Linked DNA regions of Homo sapiens: regions 1, 3 and 4 are each linked to region 2. Evidence: chromatin contacts called from ENCODE Hi-C or POLR2A ChIA-PET data. All regions are on one chromosome and are shown on one strand. Each heading gives the region's core, a stretch centred on a gene start or an enhancer-like site at or near the end of the contact. The rest is flanking DNA. Distances are from core to core; before and after follow the strand shown.

What was found. Hi-C counts contacts between places; a loop is a spot of excess contacts on that map. ChIA-PET counts read pairs that join two places held with the same protein, here RNA polymerase II (POLR2A). Pooled maps may share reads with other maps.
Region 1: a loop to region 2 is called in a map of heart right ventricle, with 9 times the contacts of the local background. The contact joins the promoter of B4GALT5 here to the promoter of ZMYND8 in region 2. A Hi-C loop is called at or near these places in 1 of 168 maps with a recorded cell type or tissue (heart right ventricle). POLR2A ChIA-PET finds 5 or more read pairs at or near these places in 2 of 52 experiments (SK-N-SH and activated CD4-positive, alpha-beta T cell).
Region 3: a pooled map shows a loop between it and region 2 (2.2-fold over the local background). The contact joins the promoter of SDC4 here to the promoter of ZMYND8 in region 2. A Hi-C loop is called at or near these places in 1 of 168 maps with a recorded cell type or tissue (sigmoid colon) and 1 of 50 pooled maps. POLR2A ChIA-PET finds 5 or more read pairs at or near these places in 1 of 52 experiments (HEK293T).
Region 4: a loop to region 2 is called in a map with no recorded cell type, with 6 times the contacts of the local background. The contact joins the promoter of STK4 here to the promoter of ZMYND8 in region 2. A Hi-C loop is called at or near these places in 2 of 37 single-sample maps with no recorded cell type and 5 of 50 pooled maps. POLR2A ChIA-PET finds 5 or more read pairs at or near these places in 1 of 52 experiments (HepG2).

The regions. Positions count from the first base shown.
Region 1 is chr20:49,712,299-49,716,430 of GRCh38, forward strand. It overlaps B4GALT5 (beta-1,4-galactosyltransferase 5), which reads right to left and starts at 1,580. Exons shown (of 9, transcript NM_004776.4): 1 at 1,278-1,580. The coding sequence starts at 1,392. RefSeq lists silencers at 1,053-1,172, 1,463-1,792.
Region 2 is chr20:47,354,504-47,358,717 of GRCh38, forward strand. It overlaps ZMYND8 (zinc finger MYND-type containing 8), which reads right to left and starts at 2,196. Exons shown (of 23, transcript NM_001281775.3): 1 at 2,154-2,196. The coding sequence starts at 2,167. It overlaps LOC101927377 (a long non-coding RNA gene), which reads left to right. Exons shown (of 2, transcript NR_134501.1): 2 at 1-130. RefSeq lists enhancers at 2,007-2,176, 2,020-2,627, 2,162-2,456, 3,207-3,556, 3,236-3,841 and 3 more.
Region 3 is chr20:45,347,043-45,350,827 of GRCh38, forward strand. It overlaps SDC4 (syndecan 4), which reads right to left and starts at 1,382. Exons shown (of 5, transcript NM_002999.4): 1 at 1,283-1,382. The coding sequence starts at 1,342.
Region 4 is chr20:44,964,975-44,968,694 of GRCh38, forward strand. STK4 (serine/threonine kinase 4) reads left to right here and starts at 1,538. Exons shown (of 11, transcript NM_006282.5): 1 at 1,538-1,629. The coding sequence starts at 1,595. STK4-DT (STK4 divergent transcript) reads right to left here and starts at 1,484. Exons shown (of 3, transcript NR_038341.1): 1 at 1,143-1,484; 2 at 588-711; 3 at 1-474. RefSeq lists silencers at 1,363-1,612, 3,293-3,422 and an enhancer at 2,753-2,832.

The DNA of each region.
Region 1 (4,132 bases), core at 330-2,829, 2.4 Mb after region 2:
ATGCAAAGGCTTAGTAACCTGCCCAAGGTCATACAGGGCAGAGATTGGAATCCAAGTCTGACCTCTGTGTCCTCCGCTCTTAACCTTCATGCTGTCTTTCCTTCTGATCTCTTCCTGTCCTAACTGGTGCCCTGTGGTCTTATAAAAGACTATGCTTGGGGCAGGCGGGGGAGGGGTGGGAGGGTCAGTTTCTCCAGAGACCGCCTTTCCTTTAAAGGATAAGACTTTGAAAAGAAGGAGTACCCATTACATCTTTCCTCCATGCTCCCCCTTCTCACCTGGTACCATTTCCCAAAGGCCCCAATCATATCCCCTTCTCTACGGACAATTTAAACTTCTCCTTTGTCCGCAGAGCAGGCACTATCCAATACTGAAGAACCACACCATCTACCCTCAAGGCTAGGAGAGGGCAGAAGTGGAAGAAAGAACACAGACAGCACCCCTTCCCCAGGTCTTCAGTTGAGAAAGAAGCTGTGGCTGAAAGTCTGGGGGGCTGGGGGCAAAGGTGACAAGGATGTGCCCTTGTGGGTACGCGAGGTGGGGGGGGGGGAGATGGGGAAGAGGCATGGGACGCTCAGGGGATTAGCAGGAGATTGAATGGGGGTGGACCTCTGTAAGGGGAAGGGGGGTGCCACCGGCAGGCAGAGAGATCAGGCCACTGAAGAGGTGAACGTGAGTTAGGGAGGAGGACCTGGAGGTGGATGTAATAGGGGAAGTAGAGGAAGAAAGGGGAGGGAGGGGGCTCACGGGAGCAGGAAACGATGGAGTCATGGGGAGTGGGGGAGGATGGATGGGAGCTAGAAGGTGGGGCGGCCTGGGACCCGGGCACATGGGCTCGGCGAAGAGCGGGCGCGCCGCGGGGGACTGGGGTGCGGGGAATGCCGGGAATGGGGGTTCGAGGAGACCCCGGGGAAGGGAAGGGGAAGCGGGAGTTCTCGAGCAGAGGAGCGGGAAGTGGGAGTTCCAGCGAGGCAAGAGCGGGAAGGGGGTTCCGGAGCAAGGGGCGGGCGTGAAGGTACAGTCGGGTTCGCGAGGGTGGCGTTAGGAGGGGCGGGGTGGGCCGGAGGCTGGCGCGGGAGAGGGATCCCGGGCGCCTGTTGGGGTGCGGAGGGCAGGAATGTCCTGGCGTCCCCGAGAGCCGGGCCAGGACTCCGGAGTCTTCGGAGGACCAGGCTCAGGGCCGCCTCCCGGCCGGGGCCCCTTAGGGAGGGGCGGGGATTCCCCGGGTCCCTCAAGGCCAGAGCGGCAGCCGCCGCGGTCCCAAGCCCCCTTCCTACCTATGCCGGGCGCCACATAGACGAAGTACAGCAGCGAGGACGAGAGAGAAAAGAAGAAGAGCGCGGCGAGCAGCGAGCGGCGCGGCAGCCGCAGCAGCCCCCGGCGGGCGCGCATGCTGCAGCCAGGCGGCCGCTAGAGAGCCAGGCCGGGCCTGCTCCCGCAGCTCCCCGTCCGCCGCCTCCTGGGCCGCCGCCGCCACCGCCTGGGCCTCGGCCACCGCCTCCCGGGCCTCGCGGGCCGCCACTCGCCGCCGCCGCCGCCTCGCCGCTCCCAGCCGCCGGCCGTCGCGGGCCGGGCCACATGAAGCGGGCGGGGGCCAGAGCGGCCCCGAGCGGGCGCAGCGGCGGGGGCGGAGGCGGGGCGCACGCGCGGGAGGCGGGGCCAGTGCCGCCGGGCACCGTCGCAAAAGACCCGCGCGCTTGCGCTCGCCGCCGACCCTCGCTCGGCGCCCACAGCAGCCCGCATGGAGTAATCGCCAAATGGCGACAGACCCTCTCCCAGTGCGGCCACCGCCCAGGCTTTCGGGGAATGTCTCCCAAGTGCTCCGCGCTAGCTCGTCCCCCATCTCGGGGGCCAAGGGGCCATCTACAAAGTCTGACTCATCTCGTTGCCCACTGCAGCAGAAGAGTGGGGACTGCAAGGCTTGGGGGTTCGGCCTGGTATACACCCTCATTCATTCATTCATTCATTCATTCAATTCACCATTTATTTATTGAATGCCAGACACAGTTGTTGGCGCTGGGCATGCTACAGAGAAAAAAAACGATAAAAATCTCTGTCTACTTGAAACTTACATTATGTGAGAGATAAAAGAAACAAATCAGCTAGTAATATCAGGTACTGGTAACACATATGAATACGATAAAACAGGAGGATGTATTGCAGGCAGGCTGGAGTGGTCAAGGAAGGCCTCACTGAGCAGTGACACGAACTGAGATATAAAAGGGTGAGAAAGCGCCAGCTTTTTTGAATAAGCTGGGGAAAAAGCAGTCATACCAGGGGGAACAGCAGGTGTAAAGGCCCTGAGGTAGGAAAAGGGCTGATCTGCCCCCGAGTTGAATCCAAGGCCAACATGGATAAAATCCAGTGAAGTAGGGGGGGAAATAGGGATGAGCTTGGAGCTGTAGTCAGGGATCCTACTGTATCAGAAATAGCATAATGATAACAATTGTCAATGTCTCTAGACTTCTGCTGAGAAACATGGACTTCACTCATGCCATGAAATTCCCCCACCAGTCTTGAGATGTGTGCTGTTATTATTACTATCATACAAATGAGGAAACTGAGGTTTCTAGATGGAAAGGCAATTCACCCAAGCCTTGCAGTAAGGGCTTAAATCAAAACTGGCCTGTCTCCCATGTCAGGCCCTTGACCTCTAGGTTGTAACTGTCTCAGCAGTCTGTATGACCTCTAATTCTTATCCTGCAGGCAAATCGGTATCCTATCCCCATCACCTGGGTATGGGACCATATCCAAAAAAATGCTTTCAGATCAGCATCAGCTCAAAGGACCTCAGAAGGCAATGAACAGTCCTAGAAATTTATGGCAAGAAGCAGTAGCCTCAAGGAGCTGGACTGAGGAGGCCAGTGTCCCTGTGTAGACATATCTGAAACTAGGGTACTGTCTTGGAATGCCAGAAGCAGTGGGGAGGGGAGAGGACTTTGCAGGGATTCTGTGAGAATCAACAATAATTCTGATTTATATTCCTAAAGTGATTTCTACTTTTTACAGTGTTTCTTTGATCCTTTAAGTGGGGAGTCTAGAGCCACACTGCCCAGGTTCTCTGACTCCCAGCTTTTCCATTGTTAGCTGTGTGACCTCACGCAAGTTAAACTCTCTGTGCCTCGGTAAAATGGAGGAGGTTATTAGCAACCTCATCAGGTTGTTGCGAGGATTTAAGTAATACATGCAAAGTGCACATAGTAAGAGTGCTTAGCTGTCACCTAATTCAATACCCCTGGAGAATGGTATGGTGGAAGAGAAGAGGCTTAAACGATCAAAAAGGAAAGCAGAGAATTTTGACTCAGATAGATGTGAGTTCAAATCTCGGCTTGGCATCTCCTGGCTGTGTGACTCTGGGAAAGTCACTTACCTCTCTGAGCTTCTCTATTCATCACCTGTGAATCGGACCCAGTGCTGCCCACCCCACGGGGATGTGATGTGGATTCGATGAAATAGTGCAGGTAAGGCCCTGGACCAGAAATCCCAGACTAGCCGGAATCATCTAACTTGCAAATAGTTTTTGTTGGCCCACACAATGGCCCCTCCCAACCCTCGTATCTATGAAACATTTTCAAACATACAGAAAAGTTGAAAGAATAGTACAAGAAACATCTGTACACTCCCCACCTGGATTTGATCATTGTTATCATTTTTCCACATGTATGTATCTATATTCATATGTTGAAAATTTTTATTTTTTGCTAAATATTTAAAGGTAGGCTGGGCGATTACACCTGTAATCCCAGCACTTTGGGAGGCAAAGGCAGATGGATCGCTTGAGCTCAGGAGTTTGAGATCAGTCTGGCCAACATGGCAAAACTCCATTTCCACAAAAAATACAAAAGAATTAGCTGGGCGTGATGACGTGTGCCTATAGTCCCAGCTACTTGGGAGGCTGAGGTGGGAGGATCTCTTAAGCCCAGGAGGTGGAGGTTGCAGTGAGCCAAGATAGCGCCACTGCACTCCAGCCTGGGAGACAGAGTGAGACCCTGACTCAAAAAAACAATAAAAAAAAGTAAGTTGTTGCCTTACTAGTACTTCATGCCTTAATACTTCAGTAGCAAATCCTAAGGAAAATTACATTATCCTTCAAAACCACAGTAATACTAAGAGAATTAACAATTATACCATA
Region 2 (4,214 bases), core at 946-3,445:
AACATCATTAACTGCCTGCAGTTTTACTCTAAGAAGCTAAGCTGGCCTGCCTTGCACAGACTTTTCTCAACTTAGAATGTGGTACGTTTCTGCTGATTAAATGAGCCTTTTTCCAATTCGGTGTCAGAAAGTGGGCTACTGGACACTCATTTGAAAGAAAAAAGATTACTGACTCCATAAAGTTGACATAACACAGCAATTGAATATATTTCCTGCATTTACGGTCATGTCGGATTGGTCTCCAAGCTGAAAATTTATGTACTGAACTTCTAGGGAAATTCTGAAGGTACTGCTAAACAAGACTCTACTTTTCCCACTTAACTTCTAGCTGCAGCCTTAAGTGGTCAAGGGAAATGTAAAAAGTGAGAAATCTTATGTGGGGCCAGCATGCATACAGATGTGTGGAGGAGACCTGAAAAAAGGCCAAAATGTGTTGGTCAGTGAGTCCTGAATCAAACCCAGTCTGGTGGTAGATGAGATTTTGCACTATACATAAGTCCTAAAACATGAGCACACTGACACCACCCCCCCAACACACACATACCACCACCACCACCAGCTTCTACACCACCAATGTTTTTAGGGCTCTGCACCTCTAAGAACAAGCAGTTTCATGACATTTCACAAGCACATCACCTACTCACAGTTTGAATATCCAAACAAACCCCATTAAAGGTCTAGAGTCAAGTCACAATGAACTGAACATTTCTCCCCTGACTCAGGGTAAACAGGAAGTATAATCTTCAATCCTAGCTGCAGGTTATCAGGAAAAACAGTGGATTCAAACAGTCACCTAAAATCAAGACACTCTTTAAAAAGCCCTTATTTTGTTCCTGCTAATGAAGCCCCCAACTCCTGTAGCCAAGACCCACTATTACAAACAGACCCCAAATGTTCGCAAAACTCTTCAAACATGGTCACAGAGGAAATGGATTGCTTTACTTACCCAACAAATGTTCAAGCAACCGTCTCATTTTTCCACAGTTAGGAAGAGAGAACAGGCTGGCAGATTTGGGACTTGATCAAAAAGGAAATTTTTTTAAACAGTTACATGGTATTATTAAAAACACACACAACAACAACAACACAACCCAACAACTGAATATGGAATGCTGTCATGAGCCACAGACATGATTTTATTTCCTCTACACTCCATGACACAGGAGAAGAGAGGAGGATACAATGTATAAAAGGGACAGGAAAATGAAAACAAGGATAAAAGGTAACATTAGTTCCTTGAAAATCATGCAAGAGTAGAAAGCTAAGGGATTCAGAATCCTTGCAGATTTTTTTTTTTTTTTTTTTTTGCAGGATGTTGTCCAAGATCTCTCCCCCCACCCCCCAGTCCCCATCCCTACTCCAAAAAACTTCCTCCAAAGCCTAGAAAACACTTTCAGAAACATTTGCTGGCTGTAGGCTGGCTTGCAGAACACTCTGTAGCAACCTAAGTCAGGAAAACAGGCTGAACAATGTAGTTTCAAGTGCAGAAGCTCTGTAGAATAAGAGAAGACCGTGTACAGACACCACCACCCACCTAGGCCCCAGGAGCTAGACTCTCCTTAGCACTGCTCTGCTGAGGGCACAATTCTTTTGCAAACACGCTCCTCTCTTGTCAAAACTTATCCAGCCTTCCCAGAACCTCTTTGGAGAGGCAAACTTGCCTGCTCTGCTGTCTGCCATGAGCTCTCCTTGGAGAGGAGCCTGTTTGCTTACCTTCCATTTTCTTCCCCCAGCAGGGCATGTGGCAAAAGAGAAGACAATAGTGCAGGGGTGGGAGGGGGGGAACTGCTCAGAGAGAGAGAGAGGGGAAGAGAGAGGGAAGAGGGAAAGAAAAAAAAAAAAAGAAGGAAAAAAAAAAGCTTCTTTTTTGGCATACCAGGATCTAGCTTCAAACTCTTCCAGAAACACCATGCCCTGGTGGAAGGAAAGGTGTGCCAGGCCCTTGCCAGTTTGCAAAATCAAGCTATGGCTAATGGCTACTGAGCCATGTGACCCAAGAAAGCAAAAAAATTCTCTCTAAACAGTTCCAAGTTAACATAAGTGCTCTGGGGGTGAGTGTGGCACGGCCAGCCACAGAGAAATCACACTGCTCGCCCACAATTCGGATGTCTCAGAGGGAGGGGGAAAAAAGATGGTTAAAAAGTCGAGCTTACCTCTGTGGATGCATTGTTAACACTGTGTAATGTCAATACTTATAAAACATGGAGGACAGGCTCCTAGTTCTCACAGAAAAAGGGTTTGGCACTTCGGCTGATGATCTGGCCGCCTAATAAAAGCTCATCCCCGATTGGCTGCCCCGGCAAATCGGAGTGTAAAGCCGCCCCGGATTGGCTGAAACACTTCCTGAGCGATTATCTTTGTGAGGCTCGGGTGAGCAAGAGCCATCCTGTGCATAGAAAAAGACAGGCTAAGCTAGGCCTTTTGCAGCAAGAAAAACTTGGGAAAGGGGCCCCCACACGCACTTCTCCTGCACCCTGGCTAGATTTCCCGGCACGGGCCAGCCAGGGCAGCCAGCCTGACCTGCTCCAGGAAAGCCTGAGGCCCGGAGGTCCCTGGGAAGGGAGTTTCTTGGAGTGGGCTGGAACGGCTCACCCTCACCTGCCCCCAGAGAAACGGCCCTTGTCCAGGGAGGAAGGCCAGCCTTTTTCTAGAACAGTCCAGCAGGGTGGCTCTCCAAGGGGAAGGGGAAGCTGGGGAGTGGGGAGTCCCGGGGAAACAGCCAAGGGGCCAGAAAAAGGGGCTTGAGGCAGGCCTCTGAGAAGCTGGGGGAAGCAGGCAGCCCGGGGGAGCCCCGAAAAATCAGCAGAGAGCAGCCCTGGCTTCTCAGAGGAGCGAGGAGTAGCTGCTGAGGGGAGGAGGGGAGCAGAGTGGTCAAGTTTGCATAGTCATTGTCCCCATGCCTCCTTGCAAGGCAGGCCAGGGAGCCGTGGGCCTCTCGCGCCCTGCTTAGCCAGTCCTGCAGGCAAAATCAACGTGGGTTCCTGTCGCCCTGCCACGATGCCAAGGGGGACCCCTCTCGGTCCTTACCCTAAGAAAAACCCAAAGCCCTCCTCGCAGGCCACATGCCTGGATCTACAAACTTCCCTTCCCTCCCGGCCCCTCCCCCGCGGCCGAGACCTGCTAAACCTGTCAGTTAAACACAAATCTGACTTCCGTATTAGCCTGCGATGCCTTCGGCTTCCTGCCTGTTAACCCTCTCTCGGACTCGGGGCCTGGCTGGGAAAAACTAGGCCTTGAGATCGCAGCGAAGGCCTGTGGAAAAATACCAGCTGCAGCTCTCCCGGCAGATGCAGAAAGAGAGAGAGAGAGCCGCTGTCTCTCAGCCTTTGCTTCCCAGGGAGGCGTGTACCTTGTGAATCCAGGGCACAGGCAGTGCCTCTCGGGCTGAGAAGCCATTTCAATCCAGAGGGAGACAGAAAGATGGCACGCTCAGCCCGGAAACAAGAGCCCCCATTATGCGTCAGGCCTACCCCCGTAGGTCAGCCCTTCCTGCCACAATCATCCCTGTATGTGTGTGCCTGGGGGAGTTGGGCCCTCCTCGGTGGGCAGACAAATCCCCTGGGCTTCCTAAGGATTCTTGCTTCCATTTATTTGCACAGAGAACGGCTTCTTTTCGTCCCCCAAGGCAGATGGAGCAGCGATTTCACACACAGCCCTCCATTTGGCAGCCCCCCCACCCCCCCATCTCTGGCACCGCTCCCCAGTAAAATATTAACTGGTTGTTCAGAGCTGCTTACAATTCTACCCACTTCAATTGCGTTAGGAGGTCTTTGCTGGTCTCCTCCCTAAAGCTGCCTTCGCAGTTGGTCTGTACCCAGAGATAGAAAAGGACCGTAAAATGTCCCCAGCTTTCTCGCTCTCTTTCCTTCTTCGGCATTTTAAATGACAAGGTGCTTAATTAACAGGATTTTTTAAAACAGCAACCTGGAACCACAGAAGCTAAATAAACACCATTCTTTAGAGGCTGGAGAAAGCGTCCAGAGTTAACGCAGCCATATGCCAGGAGGCATAACTCCGGAGCAATAAAGTCTCCCCTCTCCTCCTAAAATTAGGACTTGTGGGCTTTCTTGTCCCACACGGTTCCCACAAAGAAAACGAAGAGCTGATGGCTTGCTTTCCCTGCCCCCCCCCAACCCCCACATGGACAACAGATGCCCACTGCTTGTACATAAATTCTTCCTGGCCGGGAATCTCATATCAAACAGGCTCAGGAA
Region 3 (3,785 bases), core at 132-2,631, 2.0 Mb before region 2:
TTAAGCTCCTGGATATACCCATTAGAAAGTTATTAGAGCAATGTCTGGCCCCCCGACAAAGGCGCTCCACGTTTGCAATCATCATGGCATGCCTGGAATTGTGCTGGAAGTATTGCCTAGGGTCTCATTCATTCCTCAAGAAGAGCCTGCAGGCAGAATCAACCTTCCGCTAAGTAAATTCAGAGGAACAGGAGCCCCAAGGCTTTCAAAGAAATTAACATTAATGGTTAAACTGCAAGGACTCACTCGCTCTGAAAACTGGGGCTAAAGGGCACAAAGGGGGCACAAAGCTCAGGCTGTGGGGGACAGATTGCCTTCACCAGTAATTCCCATGCCCCCCAACTTCCCAGATGAGATTGCCCCCCTCCTCCTAAGCCGGCTGCGGGCATGGATAGAGCTTCTGCTGGCCCAGGGACAGCTATGACGGAGGCCAGTGGACAGTGAGAAGGAAAGGTTTCCCTGGGCTGATTGAGGCCTTCTCTCCCCCCTACCCCCTTCACCTCACTCAAGGTGGATGCTTCAATTTTCTTATCTGCAATTGAGAAAAAATGAACACACTTCTTGCAGAAAGCAGAGGCTCAGCTCCTGGCTAAGTGTTGAGTCTAAACCATTCCTCTCCTCTGTCCTCGAAAAGAGCAGAGTCCCCAACTTTCTAGAAACCCTAACGCAGTGTCCCCTCTTGCCCCATTCCCTCAGACCCTTGGTGCAGTATTGGGAAGAGATTCAGAAGGGCAGGACTTTGCCCTAAGTCACAAGTCAATGACAGAGCTGGGGCCAGAACTGAGGTTAGGGCTCAGTTCTCCTTGGTGTGTGAAAGAGGGCCTCGCACAACCCTAAAACCCTCCCCCTTCCGAGTACACGCAGCCCCCCGACCCCCAGGGCCATCTCGGATCCTAAAGCTGTCTGCTCTGGGCGCCCCGAGAGCGAGGAGGGGATTCAGCGCTCCAAGCCTGCCCCAGGGTCACCAGGGAAGGGACGAGGGTGTGGGAGTTGAAGAGTTGACACCGGCTTAGTCACTAACGAGCCCGTAGCCCGCGGCGGGGCTGAGGCCCGGGGAGGCGGGAAGAGCAACAGGCGAGGGGCGCACGGCGCGTGAAGCCATCCCGGAGGCTGGCCCGTGACCCCGGAGCAAAGTTTCCAACAAAGTTTCCCGGGCCTCGGTGTCCGGTTGGGGGTAGCGTACCCCCGATCTGCCCCCCCCCATCCCACGCTCCGACGAACAAAGGAGGCACCGGCCTGCGCCCCCGCTTCGCCCCCAGCCCGGGAACCTCCAAGCACCCACCGACTCGGCGACTCCGCCTACGAAGAACAGCAGCAGCGCGAACAGACGGGCGGGGGCCATGGCACCGCGGACTGGAGAAGGCGCGCAGGCTGCGGCGAGTGGCCCCGGGCGGGCGCGCCACCCATCTTATAGGCGGCCTACCGGCCCCGCCCCGGCCCGCCCCCGCCCCGCCGCCCGCACCCCGCCCGGAATTCCCCAGTGGAAGCGAGGCCTGCGGGGCACTGCGCCCGCCCGCGGAGTTGGAAACCCCAAGGGACCCGCCCTGCCCGAGCCCGCCGGCTCCTACTCAACCCCTAGTCCTACCCTCCGGGAGCTCCAACTCCCTTTATTTATTTGACCCACTGCCAGGCAGGTCCCCAGAGATCACTGCGGCTAACCCCATTTTATAGTTGGGGAAACTAAGGCCCAGGGACGGGAAGGACTTCCCTAGGGTGTTGAGTTTAGACCAGCCTTCATACCGGGTGTGCTCCCCTCTGAAGACACAGAACTTCCCAAATGGGATGTGAACCGTGTTAAGACAGGGGACAGCAAACTATTCTGTAAAGGGCTAAATATTTTAGGTTTTGCGGGCCATACGATCCCTGTGGCAACTATTCAAACTCGAGCGTCGTAGCTCAAAAGCAGCCATAAATACTAAAGGAATGAGGGCAGCTAGGTCCTAATAAAACATTATTTATAGACACCGACATTTGAATTTAATATAATTTTCATGTGTCACGAAATATTATTATTCTTTTGACTTTATTCCCAACCATTTAAACATGCAAAAATCGGCTGGGCTCTATGGCTCACGCCTGTAATCCCAGCACTTTGGGAGGCCGAGGAATAGGAGGATCCCTTGAGCCCAGGAATTGGAGACCAGCCTGGGCAACCATAATGAGACCCCCATCTCTACAAAAAGTTTTTAAAGAAATTAACCAGGCATTGTGGTGCACCCCTGTGGCCCAGCTACTCTGGAGGCTGAGGTGGGAGGACTGCTTGAGCCAGAGAGGTGAAAGTTGCAGTGAGCCATGATCGCTCACTGCACTCCAGCCTGGGTGACCGAGTGAGACCCTGTCTCAAAAATAAATAAATAAATAAATAAATAAATAAATAAATAAATAAATGACATTTTATAATAAAAATGCAGGCCGGATGCAGTGAGTCATGCCTGTAATCCCAGCACTTTGGGAGGCTGAGGCGGCGGATCACTTGAGCTCAGGAGTTTGAGACCAGCCTGGCCAACATGCTGAAACCCCGTCTCTACAAAATACAAAAATTATCCAGGCATGGTTGCCTGCGCCTGTAATCCCAACTGCTCTGGAGGCTGAGGCAGGAGAATCGTTTGAACCCGAGGGGCGGAGGTTGCAGTGAACTGAGATCTCCCCACTGCACTCCAGCCTGGGCAACAGAGCAAAACTCCGTCTCAAAAAAATAAAAAATAAAAATGCAAAAACCATTCTTAGCAGTGGGCTGAACAAAAATAGGCGGTGGGCCTCAGCCACTCTGAGACCACTCTGACGCTGGTCTCAGAGTGGCTGACGTCTGTTCTAAGGGCTTCATCTACCAGATTTTGAACTTTTTCAAAAGTTTGATCTCTCTGAGAACTGGTCTGCAAGTTTATTTCCATTCTTAGGGTAAGCTTCCACCCTTTATAAGAGAAAGTTGTGTGTCCTCCTTACCCTTCATCCTCCTAACAGTGCATTGGTGGGAGCAGGTTGAGGGAAGAAGTGGAGGGGGGTGCTATATGGAGACTGTAAAATTCTCTGGGTCCCCAAGCACACGTACTGTTGGAATTATTGCAGGGTGTGAAGGTGGGCATTCTACGATGATCGAAGTACAAAAGAAGCCTAACCCTGTCTCTCCCTGACTTATGTATAAATCTTTCTAAGGGTGTAACATAGCCTTAGAAGTAGGACATTTTGGCCACTGTTGGCATATTATGAATTCATATACTTTGTGGAGTGGAGAATTGGTAGTGACTTCCCTTTTTCCACCTCTTAATTATTATCAAAGAATAAAAGTCTCTTGTGGCAGAGAACCTTGGCAGTAAAGCAAACTTCAAATGCTGACCACGGGGTTTCCACAGATTTAAAGGTAAGCAATGACTTTCAGTGGTTTTTAACATGCTTCCCTAGGATTTGGAACAAAACTGAGAAAATGAAGAAATCTCATGCCAGAATAAGAAATCCTTTTGCAAGTTAAATGGTTTGCAATCTTTGCTTTCCACAAAATTGCAGGGGGGCCTAATCTAGTTGTCAGTAGATAGATCATTAAATATAGAATAGGTAACTGTGATTTTAGTTATCTATTGTCACACTGTTGTAACAAGAGTTCTTCTGTTCCTACCAACTTTTATAAGTTTCTCAGCACTTACAGCCAGTGGTGTGCCAGTAAATGTTTGACAATTGGCTAGGGGAAGTGGCGAGTGCTAATTTGCCAATTTCTGTAGTGTAAATACTACCAGCATGGCTGATTTCAAGCTACCAATGAGATGTCACTGAACATGGAGCTGGGAAGATAT
Region 4 (3,720 bases), core at 288-2,787, 2.4 Mb before region 2:
GGTAATTTGGTATTTAATTTTCAAAAATGTTTACCCAATTCCTATTCATCAGCCAGGTGTGGTGGCTCTTGCCTGTAATCCCAGCACTCTGGGAGGCCGAGGTGGGAGGACTGCTGCAGCCCAGGAGTTTGAGACCAGCCTGGGTAATAATAGGGAGATCCTGTTTCTACAAAACACCAAAAACAAAACAACAACTTTGATGTTGTGGAGTCAGGACAGTCCTGGGTTAAAACCTTTGCTCTCCTTAGCTGTGTAAACCGTGGGTCTCAGCTTTCTTATCTGTTAACGGTAGGTACTTCTTCCTAGGGCTGTTTTGAGGATTAAGTGAAAGTCCAAGATTGTGTCTGGCACACAGTAGCTTCTCAGCAAATGTTTTCCTCCTATGTCAGGGAATGGCTCCTTTATCCCGTTTTGGGCCCATGGGTGGCCCTGAAGGGTGGGTGCTCAGGTGTTAAGTTCTGTAGATGGCATATCCTTGGGAAAAGCAAGGCAATTAAAAACAGTGAGAGGTTGCTCTGGTTAAGTTTTCTCCTATAACTTTCCCCATGGGTCAATTGGGTAGAATCTGCCATTTTCCTAATACTTACTGATGGTAGTGGCATTCGGAAGCACAATAGCTGAAGCCGGAGCTCTGAGTGGAGAGAAAGGTCTGTTTCTCAGGCCCAAAAAGAGGTTACACACCCATGGCTGTCCAGTTTGGTGGTGCAGGCCCTGAAATCAGACCAAACTGGATTTAAATCCCCAAACCTATACTCTAAGCTATGTGACCTTGGGCTAGATACTTCACCTCTCTGGCCTTATGAAGTAGGAATAATAATAATACCGTCTAGGTTGTTAGGAGTATTAAATGAGGTAAAGCACTGAAAACGTTTAGGGACTGTGTTAAATCATTAAATAAATAAAAACGGGGATGACCTTATCGGCTTGACACAGGGGATTAAATGAGATAATATATGAAGACAAGTACACGGCAAATGCTTAATTAATGTTGCTTATTTTTATGTCTGCAAACTGACTTAAAGGGGAGGCCTTTAAGAAAGACAGTGGGGCAATTTGCGCGTTGATGCATTGTAGGAGAAAATGTGCAGGGGGCCCGTTGGGACCAGAGTTCAACCAGGTAAGCGGCAGAAAACCACAAATACCTCCAGGCGTTCCTGGGGCAGCGCCGCCTCCCCAAAATCACGCAAAACTTGGTTTGCTAAGAATTGTCAGCTCTTCTAAAGGAGGCGCTTCACGCATCTCAGTCTGTGAAATGGGACCCAGGACCCAGGTAGAGGTGCGTTCTCGGCCTGGGGACCGAGTATTTTGTGCGCTCCGGTAACGCAGGAAGACAGCGCCACTGACACTCTAGAGACCAGCGGGCACCGCCTGGAGGCGCCTTCACCACTTGGCGGTTCCGGGTCCGCGCCCCACCGCGCCACAAGACTCACGCCCGAACCACGTGATCAGGGCCGTGGCTCCGCCCCGCTCCCGCGCCGCGCGCCGCTTCCGGTAGGGGCGGAAAGCGGAAGTGTGGGAGGGTCTGCGGGGCGGGCTCAGGAGGTCCGCGGGAGGATGGAGCAGTGAGCGGGTCTGGGCGGCTGCTGGCAGCGCCATGGAGACGGTACAGCTGAGGAACCCGCCGCGCCGGTGAGGGGCCACTGGCTAAGAGGACGGGCATGGGGTCAGGGGAAGAAAAGGCGGGAACTGGTTGAGGGGATACACCTGTGTGGGAGTCCCCGGAGCTAAGCGACCCAGCCGATGGGGCACCTGCTGAGTGAGGGGGGGGACGTCTGGTGGGTGAGGGTCCGGCTGAGGGGAGCATCTGCTAAGGAGGTTAGACTTGGGACCGGTTAGAGGGAGCACTCGCTGTGGTGAGACTGTGCTGAGGAACGTGGGGACAAGTTAGGGAGAGTACCTGCTGAGGCCGGGCCACTCGGGGGAACGCTATCCAAGCAGGGACTCACGGAGGTGGGGGCGAATGCTGAAGCAGGGTGAGAATCTGTGAGGGATCTCTTTAAGGGGGTGGATCGAGAACTGGCCAAGAGGAAGGCCGGGTGGACTTTCTAAGGGTCTGAAGTCCCACTTGAGGGGTGCGGTGGGGGGATCTGTGGAGGGGAAAAGCTTTGCGCCTAAGGCTGAAAGCATGCGAGGAAAGGTTGAGGGTCTAGCAAGGGAGGGGATGGTGGAGGGTAGCATTTCAGAGGATGCTGTTGGTGGTGTCCCCACTGTAGGATGGCATCTTTTATTACTGATGTTCAGTGTCTTCCTAATGGTCTTCACATCCTCCTCAGCTCTTCAGAACCTGACATTGGGAGGTAGGTAAGGAAATAAGAGGATATTTTCGAGATGGGGAGACTGAGGTCCAGAGTAGTTGGGAAGTGTTTCCTTCTTTACTCCGGGTCACTGAACCCTGCCAGTCTGTGCCCTTTTCAGGCCTCAGTTGTTTTGTGAATATCAGCACCAAATCCTAGTGGTACCTGGAATTGCTTTAGTTCAAGATCAGGATGGTGGCTGATCCTAGAAAATCTCAACTCCTGGATTTCCCTTGTGGACATCCCGGGTCTTTTGCCACTCTACCACATCTGGAGAAAAGTAGGGACTAGAGACCGAAGGAGTCATGCTTCTCTGAGGTTCAGTGTGGTTACTTCTATTTCACAGAGACGTCTGACTTCCTGCAGCAGAATGAGCTCTAAAGAAGGAAGTGTTCAGGGTGTGGAAGTGCAGGGCAACCAAGAGGTGAAGAGAAGGGATTGACTGCCTGGGCAGCACTCTTAGGGGTTGTTTGAGCTTGGGGATGTTTGAGGTGCACAAACATTGCAGAAGGCAAATAGGTGGTTGGGATGGGCTTTGGATTCACCCTAGCGTAGTGTGCTGAGACTGTAATAGTAATGATTATTACACTCATATTGCACTTACCGGGTGCCAGGCACTGTTCTAAGTGCTTTCCATGTGTCCTGCTGAAGCATATGAAATTGCTGATATTTGACCATTTTTGAACCATAAAAACCTCATTTGAACTCATTTGAACCTCACAACAATCCTGTGTGGTAGATATCCCTATATGTCTGTTTTACAGATGATAAAACTGAGATACAGAGGGTAGTGATTTGCTGGGAGAAGTCATAGCAAGTAAGAGACAGAGCTAGGATTTTAATGTCTATGGGGTCTGGTCCAAAGTCCATGTTCTTTTTTTTTTTTTGAGACGGAGTCTCACTCTGTCGCCCAGTCTGAAGTGCAGTGGCGCAATCTCGGCTCACTGCTACTTCCGCCTTCTGGGTTCAAGCGATTCTCCTGCCTCAGCCTCCTGTGTAACTGGGACCACAGGTGCGTGCCACCACGCCTGGCTAATTTTTTGTAGTTTTAGTAGAGACGGGGTTTCACCGTGTTAGCCAGGATGGTCTCTATCTCCTGACCTCGTGATCCGCCCACCTTGGCTTCTCAAAGTGGTGGGATTACAGGCGTGAGCCACCGGGCCCGGCCATGCTCTTAACTGCCTCACTCTGATGCCTCTCTAAAAGTACCCCTGTTTCACAGGTCTCTGTGTATGTTAGCAGATATTTACTATAGTACCATAGTGATCCAATTATGAATGCACACTAGTTATGTTTCTTTCTGAACTATGTTCGTTCGTTCTTCTTGGTTTCTTTCTCCGAGGCCTTGGTTTAATTGAAAAGAGGATTAGGAATCTGAGTTTTGTTTCCCCCTTTGCCTTGTCTTACATAATCTTGAGCAAAGGAC